Linked DNA regions of Homo sapiens: region 1 is linked to region 2. A link is a loop called in an ENCODE intact Hi-C map of the cell type or tissue named here. Cell type or tissue: PC-9. All regions are shown on one strand. Each heading gives the region's core, and the rest is flanking DNA. Links, peaks and the distances in the headings are about the cores only. Region 1 has its middle 6.0 kb from the start of IGFN1. Region 2 overlaps ASCL5 (achaete-scute family bHLH transcription factor 5).

Region 1 (2,901 bases), core at 124-2,623, 71 kb before region 2:
CTACTTCCTGCCCTAGATATCGGATTCTTTAAAAATAGACATAGTCTCACATTTTGCAGGCTTCATGGCTATATTCTTTTAATCATCAATGTTAGCCTCAAAAGATCTAACAGGGCCTATCAGAAGTTGAGAAGGACCTGGCCACTTGCAATTTTTGAGTCTTCTGGTATTTTTTTAAAAGAAGAAAATAGGACTAGAAATAATGGGTAGTACATTTAAAATATTTACATCAAACCACTTAAAACTTTTATAAATCCTGTAATAGTCTGTGAAAAGCATGATTACACTGCAAGGCATTTTGTGTCTGTGAGTTAAAATGGTTCATTCCTGATGCCCTACCAGTAGGGTAATAGTGTTTACCAGGAATAAACACTATTTGTGGTTAAAGGCATAAAATGAGTATTCTCTTCTTTCATTTCCATCAGTGGTTTTTCTATGACCGTGTGGATAACTCATTTGTATATAGTGTTGGTCTCTTCAAGAAGCACCCCATCCCCATTGCCATGACAGGCTCTGTCTAGGGCAGGAGCCCAGCAAGGGAGGCAGGTCTGCAGGAGGTTAGAGGAGGCTCTGCCTCACCCCTTCCAGGCCCTGGCTCTCTCCGCACAGTGGCTCCAGCTCACAATGGCCTTGGAAGACTGGCCTAGAGGCTGGCAGAGAGGAAGGAGGTAGCAAGTCGCTGGGAAAAAGGTGCCCTTCTACCCATCTCTCCCAAGAGCGGTGAGGAGGCTGGGGCTGTTGCCCCCACAGCTCAGAGCAGCCATGCCACGTGCCTCTGACAACCACCACTGCTACTTCTCCTAGTGGCCCTGGGCCTCGCAGCAAGAGGCTTTATGCTGGCAGGAGATGGGGAGGGGTGGGACTGCAGAACCCACCTTGCGGTCCCCTGGAATCCTCACCCAGCTCTCAGCTAAGTCACTGCCCTGAGCAACTCTTAGAACCCAGGGCTGAAAGCCATTTTCTCAGGTGCAGAAACAGAGTCCAAAAGGAGCTAGAATGCTGGGTAAGTAGCAGTGAGGCAATTTGGAGGAGCCAGCCACCTTGAGTTGGGAGACCCTGAGGCAGACTGGGGCAGGGGAGCCAGGAGACCCGAGTCCTGGAACTGTCTCCTGGAAGCCCCAAGCCGGACAACCTGACTCAGACTCTTCTATTAGAAACAGACTCTGTCAGGCTGGATTTGGAGTGGAGTTGCTCTTCCATGCTGAAGAGGGCACTCTCCTGCCCATGCATAGAGCCTGGCTTATGACAAATCTGAACTCTTCCCGGCATCCAGAGCATTACACCAACCAACACTCTCACCGCTGACCTCCCAGCGTGTTCCCTCCAACTCAGGCAGGCTGGCCTCTCGTCCCCACTGCGTTCTCCCTCCTGCCTGGAATGCTGACCTCCCTGCCCTCCTGTGGTCACCATATTAAGTGGCATTTCTATGTGACTGCATTAATTCACCTCAGTTTTTAGGTCTCAGTCTGTCTTGCAGACACTCTGTCTCCTTCTGAGTCCTGGGAATTTCCCAAGAGCCAGAATTGCCTCTCCTTCTATTTCACCTTTCCACAGCCCACCACACCCAAGGACACGGCTCTGATCACAGAAGCTTTATGACAAGGCAGTTTCTTTTGAGCCCGGAGTCGGGAGATGCTCAGAAGCTATATAGGCCCTTTCCCATCCCCACCCTGCAAGGAAGAGTTCCCTTTAAGTAAAAGACAGTCCTGGCTAAACATGTGTTTAGCAGATTCCCAAAAACAAGCTTCAAGCAGGTCATATTTCTTGACATGACAGGAAGGAGCCCATTACCAACAGGACCACCCACATCCAGGCAAGCTGTAAAGTGTCATTTGTACTTTGCTATGGAGTTTGGCACTTATTTTGGAGTGGATGAGGAGTCATGGGAGGCTCTCAGGCAGAGAGATAACATATTTGTATGCTAGAAAGAGCCCGTGGGTGGTGTGCATTGGTTAGATTGGAGTAGAAAAAATTCTGAAACCAGGACTTGACTCTCAAGTGTAGGGGCCATGTCTCCTACATCAGACTGGGGGCTCCCAGGGGCAGGGACAGGGACTCCCAACCCCTGTGCTCAAGCCTGGGCACACGCTCAGGGAAAGCTTAATGCCTGTGGACTGATTTACCTGAGGTGAAAATTGAGGCTGATGGGGACATAACTTATTTCCAGGAACCCTCACTCCCCCTGGCCAGCCTAGAAATGGACCCTGGGGATGCAACCATGGGATACAATCCCCCTGCCTCCAGCGTGGCTCCTTCCCTGGATCATCTCTCCTCTTTCTGGCACCAATTTCCTAAATTCCCAGCAGCCCAGCCACACACAGCTGGTGGTAAAGATCAGGCTGAAACCCCATCCCTGCCCAGTGGCTTGGCCCTGGGATACTGAGCCAAAGCAGAACACCGCGGGCAGGACAGGCTGAGGGCTGGGCAGGCAGCGGCTGGGGCCTGCTGGGCACCGCAAGTCCTTGGGAAGCCCAGCCATGGGGAGGAAAGGTGGCTGACACTCCCCTGCCTAAGAAACATGGGGACAGGACCCTCCCATAAGGGCTAGTGAGGAGACAGTTCCTGCCCACAAGAGGCTTAGCCTCAGGCTTCCACCTAGGATGGCAGAGGAAAAACTCAGTCTTCTGATTGAAGAGACACGATCTTCACTATCAGGTCACCATTAAGTGGTATCTGTCATTGCTATGGTCGGCTCCGACAGCCAGTCCTGTCCATGACAAGTAGAAATGGAAGCTCACAGGTATTAAGGATCTACAGTGGGCGACCGTGCAAGGCACTTGGCACTGTGCAATTCTCTCTTTAATTATCTCATTTCATTTTACTGTTTCCGCTGTGGATTGTAGACAGGTGTTTGTACATGCTGTAGCCTCTGCCTAGCTGACTCATTTTCAGATTGGTTTA
Region 2 (2,901 bases), core at 141-2,640:
CCCTAAAGGGCGAAAAGAGGCCCTAGCAAGTCCTGGTACCCAAGAGCTGCTGCTAGCGATGTGACTTGCCCCACTGGTGGAGACGGTGCAGACCCCAAGCCGGGGCCATTCGGTGGAGGCCTCGCTCTGGGTCCAGCTCCACGCGGCACCATGAACAATAACTTCTGCCGGGCTCTGGTGGACCGGAGGCCTCTGGGGCCCCCCAGCTGCATGCAGCTGGGCGTCATGCCCCCTCCCCGGCAGGCGCCCCTGCCCCCCGCCGAGCCCCTGGGCAACGTGCCCTTCCTGCTGTACCCGGGCCCAGCAGAGCCGCCCTACTACGACGCCTATGCGGGGGTGTTCCCCTACGTGCCCTTCCCCGGCGCCTTCGGGGTCTACGAATACCCCTTCGAGCCAGCCTTCATCCAGAAGCGCAACGAGCGCGAGAGGCAGCGAGTCAAGTGCGTCAACGAGGGCTACGCTCGCCTCCGCGGCCACCTCCCCGGCGCCCTGGCTGAGAAGCGACTCAGCAAGGTGGAGACGCTGCGCGCCGCCATCCGCTACATAAAGTACCTGCAAGAGCTGCTGAGCTCGGCCCCCGACGGCTCGACGCCCCCCGCTTCCCGCGGCCTCCCGGGCACCGGGCCCTGCCCCGCGCCGCCCGCCACCCCCCGTCCCGACCGCCCTGGCGACGGCGAGGCCCGGGCGCCCTCCTCCCTGGTGCCGGAGTCATCCGAGTCCTCCTGCTTCTCCCCGTCGCCTTTCTTGGAGTCGGAGGAATCCTGGCATTGATCGGGCCTGTGGCCGCCCCCGGCTTGGAGGATGATCCGCCGGCCCCGTCCCACTTTCGGGAGCAGCGGGAGGCTGTTGGGTCACCCGCGATGCGCCGCAGGACGGTGACTGTAGGAGGTCCGCGGCGCTCCCGTGTCTGCGACACCCTCCCTCCTCCACCAGCTTGGGGCGGAAGTGCAGGGCAGCGGGTACGATGGGCACGATAGAGACCTAGGAGCTCCGTGGGTGAAGCGAGGGGCAGGGCCTGGGACTGCTCCGGGCGTCCTGCGTCCCCTCCGGGGTGCAGAGGGGCTCCCCAGGACGGTCATCCCTGGGTCTGGCTCCCGCTCGGCCTCAGGTGGCTCTGCTCCGTCCTTCCTTGCCGCAGGCGCAGTCCAGTCTCTGCGAGTCCCCGGGATGCGAGCCCGACTTTGAGCCCTCGGTTACCATGCCACTGCTCTCCACCAGATGGCCTCAGATACTAGCGACTTCTTTGGGAGCACGCTTACTCCTCGAGAAAGGAACCCAGAGGAAGGGATGGGAGGCCAGATTGCTGCTGGCGCTCAGCCCAGACCGAACCTACAGACTCAGCAGAGGCGACCTGTGTGCCCCGGTGGCGTTCTCTGGCTTCCTGGGTTGGGAGGGGGGGTTACTCCCTCCCCGCATCCCCCCCATGAGGTCGTCTAGTTTTGTCCCAGGTTGGGTGGGGACTGTGGTTTTTTTCCCTCAGACTGTAAGCCTTGGGGGAGGGGGGCGTGCATATAGGTACATAGGCACTGCGTCGGCACCAAAGAGCTAAATAAAAGGATTGTTGAATTTTCTCATTCCTAGATCATTGTCTACCCTCACCCTTCCTGGTGCCCCTTTCTTATTCTCACTCCCAGCCCAGAGTACTTGCTGGGAGGATATGTGGGGTTCGCTGTTAGCTCAGCACATTTAAGATTCAGTGTTGTTAGCTCAGGCGTTCAATGAATTTTTTTTTTTTTTTTTTTTTTTTTGAGACAGGTTTTGCTCTGTTGCCCAGACTGGAGTGCAGTGATTCAATCCCTGCTCACTGCAACCTCCTTCTCCTGGGTTTGAGCAATTCTCCTGCCTCAGCCTCCAGAGTAGCTGGGATTATAGGTGCACACCACCACGCCCGCTAATCTTTGGTATTTTTAGTAGAATGCGGGTTTCACCATGTTGGCCATGCTGGTCTCGAATTCCTCACCTCAAGTTATCTACCTACCTTGGTTTCCCAAAGTGCTGGGATTACCGTGGCTATCCTCAATGAACTTTTCTTTTTGAGACAAGGTCTCACTCTGTCTCACTCTGTCATCCAGGCTGGAGTGCAGTGGCCAGATCTTGGCTCATTGCAGCCTCAACCTCCCAGGCTCAACTGATCCTCCCACCTTGGCCCCCCTAGTAGCTGGGACTACAAACACACACCACCATACCCTGCTAATTTTTGTATTTTTTGTAGAGACAGAGTTTCACTACGTTGCCCCGACTGGTCTTGAAGTCCTGAGCTCAAGCCATTCTCCCACCTCAGCCTCCCAAAGTGTTGGGATTACAGGCGTGAGCCACCATGCCTGGCCTCAGTGAACATTTACAGGGAGCATAGTACATAGGGGGACTGTGCAGAGAAGGGGCCAGAGTCCCAGAGATAATGCACACAACCTTTACACCTGTAGGGATGGGAGGAGATGGGGAAGAAAGATACACAGCAGATGCTCCACAGTGAGGCAGGTGCTATGCCAGAGGTGTGCACACTCAGGGTTGTTCTGGGAGCCTTCTAGCCCACTGGAGAGGGGTTTACTGTTTCTCTGACATGGGATTGCTTGTGGGGGTGGGTTGAGGGTATGCTTGGGGAGTTTTGGCTGATGGTGCAGATACTGAGATGGGTAGGGGCTGCTGTGGAGCTGTCCTGACTTAGGCTGCCCAGTGCCTTCTCCAGACAATGTCATGGGGCTGAGGAGGGGTAAGCCTAATTTTGGCATGAGGGGGCCACTCTGCAGTTTGAGGTTCCATATCCAAGGCTACCTATTCCTGACCTCTGTTGCCCCAGGCTTGAAACCTTCCATCCTGTCTCCCTCTCCCACTGCCCCTGCCCCATCCCAGGCCTGTGTGTAAGTTCTTCCCCCGACCCACCCCACCCTCCTCAGGGGACAG

The links. A loop is a pair of places that touch in the nucleus more often than their neighbours do. Peaks named below come from ENCODE experiments on the same cell type or tissue, not always from the same donor. Only the 100,000 strongest peaks of a DNase experiment are listed, where the experiment ranks them.
Region 1: a loop joins it to region 2, with 7 times the contacts of the local background. A loop is called at or near these places in 6 of 110 quality-filtered maps.

The regions. Positions count from the first base shown.
Region 1 is chr1:201,183,408-201,186,308 of GRCh38, reverse strand. No RefSeq gene overlaps it. Among named protein-coding and RNA genes, the nearest start is that of IGFN1, 6.0 kb to the left of the region's middle. In PC-9, for the core only: a CTCF peak has its summit at 1,218; a DNase peak (open chromatin) is centred at 1,218.
Region 2 is chr1:201,112,622-201,115,522 of GRCh38, reverse strand. It overlaps ASCL5 (achaete-scute family bHLH transcription factor 5), which reads left to right. Exons shown (of 2, transcript NM_001270601.2): 2 at 1-1,580. The coding sequence starts at 151. The coding sequence ends at 771. Among named protein-coding and RNA genes, the nearest start is that of CACNA1S, 1.6 kb to the right of the region's middle. RefSeq lists an enhancer at 1-270 and a silencer at 921-970. In PC-9, for the core only: CTCF peaks have their summits at 1,005 and 1,204 (motif pointing right); a DNase peak (open chromatin) is centred at 1,212; H3K4me3 peaks cover 1,172 bases.